2 separate regions of the Homo sapiens genome follow, and region 2 is linked to region 1. The links are chromatin contacts, found by Hi-C or POLR2A ChIA-PET in ENCODE. All regions are on one chromosome and are shown on one strand. Each heading gives the region's core, a stretch centred on a gene start or an enhancer-like site at or near the end of the contact. The rest is flanking DNA. Distances are from core to core; before and after follow the strand shown. Region 1 holds the start of AFMID (arylformamidase). Region 2 overlaps LOC105371912 (a long non-coding RNA gene).

Region 1 (3,560 bases), core at 35-2,534:
TAGCAAGACCCCAGCTCTATAAAAATAAAATAAAATTAGCTGGGTGGAGGCGGGGGGGTGCACGCCTGTAGTCCCAGCTACTTGGGAGGCTGAGGTGAGAGAATTGCTTGAGCCCAGGAGTTTGAGACCAGCCTGGGCAACATAGCAAGATCCTACCTCTAGAAGAACAAAAACAAAACAAAAAGAATGGTGCGTGGGTAGTTTACTCAAGAAACTCACTAGCCCCACCCGGGTCAGGGAATGGTTCTATCACCTCAGGAGAGCAGAGGCTCCACGGCTTCAGACTCCTTGGTTTAGAAAGCGACTACGTTTCCTTGGCCTTAGAAGGAAACAGCCACATTGAATAGGGGTGTACAAAAAGGCCTGGCCTACAGGGGACACAACTGGTTGCCACCTTCTCAGAGGACTTGGTGGGGAAGACAGCTAAGCTGTAAGCAGCTGTCACCAGCTCCAGGAGGGAGTGGCGTCCACACAGGACGAGGGGCTTGGCCTGGGCAGAAGAGGGCAGAGACTTCCTCCTGGACTGAATTCAAGGGAGGAGCACCCCAGGCGGGAGCTGTAGGAGGCTGTGCTGGTCCTTCTAGGGGAAGGGAAGGGGAGGGAAGGGAAGGGGAGGGGAGGGGAGGGGAGGGAAGGGGAGGGGAGGGACGGGACAAGGGGTCCCCGGAGAAGAGGAAGGAGCTCCACCCCAGCCCCGCGAAGCCATTACCTTTTTCCTGAGAACATCGGCCCGAGAATCACCTAGGAGAGAAGGTGAGGTCATTTGAGGGCCCGCCCTGCGCGGATGCCTGGACACAGGCTATCACCACGACCACCTCATCCCCAGCCACGCGCAGGGCTGGCCCCCGCACCTGGATCTGCCCCCGGGTCTTGCTGGGGGAGCCAGGCAGCACAGTGGGCAGGTTAATGCAGCTCATTGCGCCTCCGGGAAGTTCACGAACCCGAGTACTCTCCAAGGCCGTCCCGCAGTAAGCCCCTGGTTCCCGCGCCGACCGCTTTAAACCACGGCGTGCTGGCCAATCACGAGCCGGCCCCGCCGCCATGGGGCCAATCAGCGCCCGGCCGCTGACCTGGCGGGAGATTTGGCCGCAGCCCGCCCCCTCGTGGGAGGAATCCGGGACGTGCGCCCAGGGACTGGGAGGGCCTGGAAATCAGGGCGATGGACGTGGCTGATCGGGGTGGGGCCTGGTCTGAGCCCCGCCTCGGTCCGCCCACCAAGTTTAAAGGGGCGGAGCGAGGCGGGGCTCTGGCCATATAAACAGAGGGACGCACGCCCATGCGGCTGTAGACGCCATGATGGATGTGTCTGGTGTGGGTTTCCCAAGCAAGGTTCCTTGGAAGAAGATGTCTGCAGAGGTAGGTGGATTGCAGGGAGGGACTAAGGGGCTGGGGCGGAGTTAGCTCATTTATTAGATTGGAATTCCAAGAAGGAAGCTTAGAAGCCGTCTAGAGCACTCCTGTGGGCATGCAGAGCGCCTAGTGCGTGCCAGGTCCCCAGTGCTTGAGCACCATGGTGTATTTTACCTTCTCCTAAGGATTTTTGTTAACCTGGTTTTCAGGATAAAGAAAATTGAAGTCCTGACTATGCTAATAATATCCGTAGACCCTGCCAGGCGTGGCGGCTCACACCTGTAATCCTAGCACTTTTGGCGGATCACGAGGTCAGGAGTTCGAGACCAGCCTGGCCAACATGGTGAAACCCCGTTTCTACTAAAAATACAAAAATTAGCCGGGCGTGGTGATGTACCTCTGTAATCCCAGCTACTGGGGAGGCTGAGACAGGAGAATCGCTTGAACCCAGGAGGTGGAGGTTGCAGTGAGCCGAGATCATGCCATTTGTACTCCAGCCTGGAAGGCTGGGCGATAGACCAAGACTTAGTCTCAAAAAAAAAAAAAAAAAAAAAAAAAAAAATCCATAGACCCGCAGGAGGTTAGGGGACAAAGTTCTGGACCTTGATCTGAGGTTACACAATGTTTTTGGGTCTGTGCTTATGTGGCACAGGCTGAAGGATTCAGAACAGCTGGTATTTACATTGGGGTTGTGAAGGTTAGAAACATACAGGCCGGGTGCGGTGGCTCAAAAAAAAAAAGAAAGAAAGAAAAGAAACCCATTGTATAATCATGATCATAAATAATAGCAACAAAGATGGTGGTAGTGATCACAGAGTGTGCCAGGTGTGGCTGTAAGGATCCTACAGGTAATAACCTTTCCAGGTACAGATTGGACAGATCCAAGGACCTCTGACAAAGAGCTCCTTCACTGGGAGGAAGAAGCAACCCACACTGACTGGCTTGCTTTATTTTACTCGCATGCTTTATCTCTTTTAACCTTGTGATTTGGATACATGCCTTCTTTTTTTGAGACACAGTCTCGCTCAGTCACCCAGGCTGGAGTGCAGTGGCATGATCTCGGCTCACTGCAACCTCTACCTCCCGGGTTCAAGTGATTCTCCTGCCTCAGCCTCCCGAGTGGCTGGGATTACAGGCACACTGTAGCTGGTACTACATGCCTGGCTAATTTTTTTTTTTTTTCTTTTGAGACAGAGTCTCGCTCTATCGCCCAGGCTGGAGTGCAGTGGCGCGATCTGGGCTCACTGCAACCTCTTCTTCCAGGGTTCACGCCATTCTCCGGCCTCAGCCTCCTGAGTAGCTGGGACTACATGCGCCCGCAACCATGCCCGGCTAATTTTTTTGTATTTTTAGTAGAGATGGGGTTTCACTGTGTTAGCCAGGATGGTCTCCAACTCCTGACCTCATGATCCGCCCCCCTTGGCCTCCCAAAGTGCTGGGTTTACAGGCATGAGCCACTGCGCCTGGCCAATTTTTGTATTTTTAATAGAGATGGGGTTTCGCCATGTTGGACAGACTGGTCTTGAACTCCTGGCCTCAAGTGATCCACCCGCCTCGGCCTCCCAAAGTGCTGAGATTACAGGTGTGAGCCACTGTGCCGGGCCTGGATAGATACCTTCTACCAGTCAGGAAACTGAATCTCAGAGACTAAGTAACTTGTTGAGGATAAAACAGTAAGTAAGTGAGGGAGGTCAGATGGCATTTGACCTCAGGCCTTGCCATGAGGCTGCCCTGACTTCCCATTTCTCATGATGGTTTTGAGCCCTTTCTTCAAAATCTGGTTCCTTGTTACTTTTTTTTTTTTTTTTTTTTGAGATGGAGTCTCGCTGTTGTCACCCAGGCTAGAGTGCAATGGTGGGATCTCAGCTCGCTGCAACCTCCACCTCCCGAGTTCCAGCGATTCTCCTGCCTCAGCCTCCCGAGTAGCTGAGATTACGGGCGCCCGCCACCATGCCCAGCTAATTTTTGTATTTTTAGTAGAGACGGAGTTTCACCATGTTGGCCAGGATGGTCTCGAACTCCTGACCTCAGGTGATTCACCCGCCTCAGCCTCCCAAAGTGCTGGGATTACAGGTGTGAGCCACCACGCCCAGTGTTTTGTTTTTTTTTTTTTGAAACAGGGTTTTGCTCTCTCAGGCTGGAGTGCAATGGCGCAATCTTGGCTCACTACAATCTCTGCTTCCTGGGCTCAAGCGATTCTCCTGCCTTAG
Region 2 (3,740 bases), core at 519-3,018, 150 kb after region 1:
TGAATTGTGGATTTTTTTTGGTCTACCTTACCATTTTCCTTTTTAGAACCTACAGCTTTCTTTTTTTGGCCAGCATTTCTTTTTGGAGAAATTTCCCCTAAAGTATAGGGTACCTATGTGATAATTTCCAGTATCTCTTCCTGAGCTATTATAAACTCACAGGGAATCATCCTGTATGAAGAGTGACCCCACAATGAAATTCCTTTCCTGGGGTTCAAACAATAGACTTAAAAAAAAATTTAAGACACAGGGTCTTAGGTCGGGCATGGTGGCTCACGCCTGTAATCCCAGCTACTAGGGAGGCTGAGGCAGGAGAACCACTTGATGGAGGTTGCAGTGAGTAGAGATGAAGCCACTGCACTCCAGCCTGGGTGACAAAGCCAGACCCCATCTGGCCAGACCGCCATCGGGAGATGGAGGTTGTAGTGAGCCGAGATCCTGCCACTGCACTCCAGCCTGGGCTACAGAGCCAGATCCCATCCCGCCCCACCCCCCCAAAAAAAGAGAGAGAAAGACAGAGAGACAGGGTCTGGCTCTGTCACCCAGGCTACAGTGGATTGACTTGATCGTAGCTCACTCACTGCAGCCTTGAAGTCCTGGGCTCAAGTGATCCTCCTGCCTCGGCCTCCTGAGTACCTGGAACTACAGGCACCAGCCGGTGTGCCCTGCTCAAGCAGTAGACTTTCCCTTGGAATAAAGACCATTATAATCCCCTCCACCAACTCTCGCAAAGCCATAGTTTGCCAGAGCCATTACTGAACTTTTTGACAAGGCAATCAGCTCAAATGCACCCAAACAGGTTCGGGATTCCTGAACTCAGCCCAGGCTTCATTGATGATACCTAACACGCCTGACTCTATAAGCGGCTGACTTTTAAAATAATAACTTTTTTTTTTTTCTTTTTGAGATGGAGTCTCACTCTGTTGCTCAGGCTGGAGCGTAATGGCATGATCTCAGGCTCACTGCAACCTCCTCCTCTTGGGTTCAAGTGATTCTCCTGCTTCAGCCTCCCAAATAGCTGGGATTACAGGCGCCCACCACTATGCACAGCTAATCTTTTGTATAAAATAATGACTTTTAAAATAATCCAATACAATAAGATCTATTAAGCACCTAGTACATAACTATGAACCAGGGATTGGGGAGAGAAAGGAGGAAGGAGATTTGATCTCACCCTCGAAGGGTTTAGAATCTCTCCACTAAGATTTTTAGGAGTTAGAGTTGGAAACTTCACAATCTAAAGTGAAGAAAGACGAACAGGGTAAAACTCAAGACAGTTTTTGTAAAAAGAAATGTAAAACTGTTTGCCTTCCTGTTTCTTCGTCAGGGATAAGTAATTTCCAGTCATCCCATCCATTAAACAAATATGTATTAAGAAAGAAAAACAGTCCAGGAGCCTACTGCGGGCACAACCGGGGTGCACAGAACCCATCTCGGGAGGCTGGCTCTGCCCCTTGAGAAAGTTCAAGATGAAGGGGATGCCAAGGCCAGAGGCAAATGTCCAGCCCTCACTAGCGGGGATCACCTCGAGTTCCACGCGAGGGGCTCAGGGTTGGGTAATCGAGAGTGGAAAGCTCTGGAAAAACCCTAATACCCCTGTTGCAACATTCTAGGAAAATGGTCTGTCTATTGAATAAGAGTGAGTCACCATGGGAAAGTTGGGGCGGTCAACACTACCCCGCACTGCTCATCCCCATTCTTTGGCTCCTAGTGATGCTCCGGTCACCCTCTGGGGGCCATGGGGAGGAGGCAGTGACGCCGTGATCCGGAATTTCAACGAGACATATGCAAATGGCCCAATGGGCTGTGAAGGAAGTTCAGAGACAGGAGGATGAGGCAGCTCAGTGTTTCTAACCCACAAAGCAGAAGTGAGAATGGGTGAGAATTCCCAGTCACCTTCCCCTTCTCCTTTCCCTTCTCACTCTACCCCAACCCTACTCCCTGTGTGGGCCCTCTGCCCCTTCCCTGTTCAGAAATGAGATCACTGGGTGGGTGCAGTGGCTCATGCCTGTAATCCCAGCACTTCAGAAGGCCGAAGCCGGAGGATCACTTAAGGCCAGGAGTTCAAGACCAGCCTGGGCAACATAGTGAGACCCCCGTCTCTGCAAAAAAATTAAAATCAGCCAGGCGTGGTAGTGCACACCTGTGGTTCTAGCTACTTGAGAGGCTGAGGTTGGGGGATCACTTGAACTCAGGAGGTTGAGACTGCAGTGAGCTATGATCACACCATTGCACTCCAGCCTGGGTGACAAAGTGAGACCCTGTCTCTTTTTTGCTTGAGATGGAGTCTTGCTCTGTCGCCCAGGCTGGAGTGCAGTGGCTCAATCTTGGCTCACTGCAACTTCCGCCTCCCGGGTTCAAGCAATTCTCCTGCCTCAGATCTCCCCAGTGGCTGGGACTACAGATGCAAGCCACCACGCCTGGCTAATTTTTGTAATTTTAGTAGAGATGGGGTTTCACCATGTTGGCCAGGCTGGTCTTGAACAGGTGATCCACCTGCCTCAGCCTCCCAAATTCCTGGGATTACAAGCATGAGCCACCATGTCCAGCTGACCCTGTCTCTTAAAAAAGAAATTGAGATCTCTGACTTTTACCCAATTACCCAAGTCTGTCAAAGTACCCATCTGTAAAAGAAACCAGCCTTGTAAGGTTCCTTTCAACTCCAGAATTGAGGAGTGGGTTTGGGGGCAGTCAGAGGGGGGTGCTGGTGAGCAGGTGACAGGAGAAGGAAGAATCTCCAGTTGAGCCCCCACTATGTGTCAGGCCAGGAACCCAGGGACCTCACCAGAGCCCTCTGTAGAGGTCAGCATCCTCGTTTTACAGATGACACAATGACAGCCTAGTCGGAGGATGATGACACCAGGATCTGACCCAGTCTTCCCAGGCTCCCCCCCCCAACTGGAAGCCCCCCAAGATTGAGCAGACATATTCTTTCAGGAAACACCACCACTCTGGTTTATTTCAGCTGCAGGTCTGATCTCCATAACAGAAGCACACCTGAAAAATACTGCCTTAGCCGCTGAATTTTGATAGAGCAATTCTATATTCCTGGTAACTTCCTCTGTAATTAATCGTCAATTGATTACTCCGTCACTTACATGTGAGTGTGAAGGCGCTGGCTTCTTTGTCAGGAAGTGAACTCTCTATTGACGAATGAGTCAAAGCACTGGGCGGCTGTTACTTATTCATGAAGGAGGGCATTGGCGCGTTTAGGTTTCCCCTCACCTGTCCAGCACGCCCTGAAAGATTGTAGTACAGAGTCCTGGGGAGAAAGTGGTTTCCTGCCTCTCCCTGGGCTCATATTTGAATGGTACTTTCTTTCTCTCTCTCTCAGCAGACTAGGCTCCTCTCAGCAGATTTCCATCCCAAGTTTGGGTAGCTCTTGCCAAACCTTTTAACCCGTATTCTACAGCAATAATCCAAGTTATAAATAAAACTATTCAATTCAGCTATCTAGTTAATTAAAGAATTAGTAGCCACTTGTGGATAATATTTATTTTTCTGGGCAGTGAACTGAGTTAGTTGGACTGGGCATGGGGATGAGTTCAATATTTTATTAATTTTCCTTGAGGATAGCTATATATTTAGTACACATGTAATACAATGTATTAGTGTGATAACTTTTTTTTTTTTTTTTTTTGAGATGGAGTCTCACTCTGTCACCCAGGCTGGAGTGCAGTGGCACGATCTCAGCTTACTGCAACCTCTGCCTCCTGGGTTCAAGCAATTCTCATGCCTCA

The links. Hi-C counts contacts between places; a loop is a spot of excess contacts on that map. ChIA-PET counts read pairs that join two places held with the same protein, here RNA polymerase II (POLR2A). Pooled maps may share reads with other maps.
Region 2: a map of endothelial cell of hepatic sinusoid shows a loop between it and region 1 (14-fold over the local background). The contact joins the enhancer-like site here to the promoter of AFMID in region 1. A Hi-C loop is called at or near these places in 1 of 168 maps with a recorded cell type or tissue (endothelial cell of hepatic sinusoid) and 4 of 50 pooled maps. POLR2A ChIA-PET finds 5 or more read pairs at or near these places in 4 of 52 experiments (HepG2, K562, Panc1 and 1 more).

What each region holds. Positions count from the first base shown.
Region 1 is chr17:78,186,078-78,189,637 of GRCh38, forward strand. It overlaps AFMID (arylformamidase), which reads left to right and starts at 1,285. Exons shown (of 11, transcript NM_001010982.5): 1 at 1,285-1,356. The coding sequence starts at 1,294. It overlaps TK1 (thymidine kinase 1), which reads right to left and starts at 975. Exons shown (of 7, transcript NM_003258.5): 1 at 852-975; 2 at 710-741. The coding sequence starts at 917. RefSeq lists a silencer at 1,128-1,267.
Region 2 is chr17:78,335,868-78,339,607 of GRCh38, forward strand. All of the region lies in intron 1 of LOC105371912 (a long non-coding RNA gene), which reads left to right. Among named protein-coding and RNA genes, the nearest start is that of SOCS3, 22 kb to the right of the region's middle. RefSeq lists a silencer at 3,116-3,225. Within about 2 kb of position 1,769, at least 8 of the 41 ENCODE cell types and tissues checked have a DNase peak (open chromatin) inside an H3K27ac peak, as active enhancers do.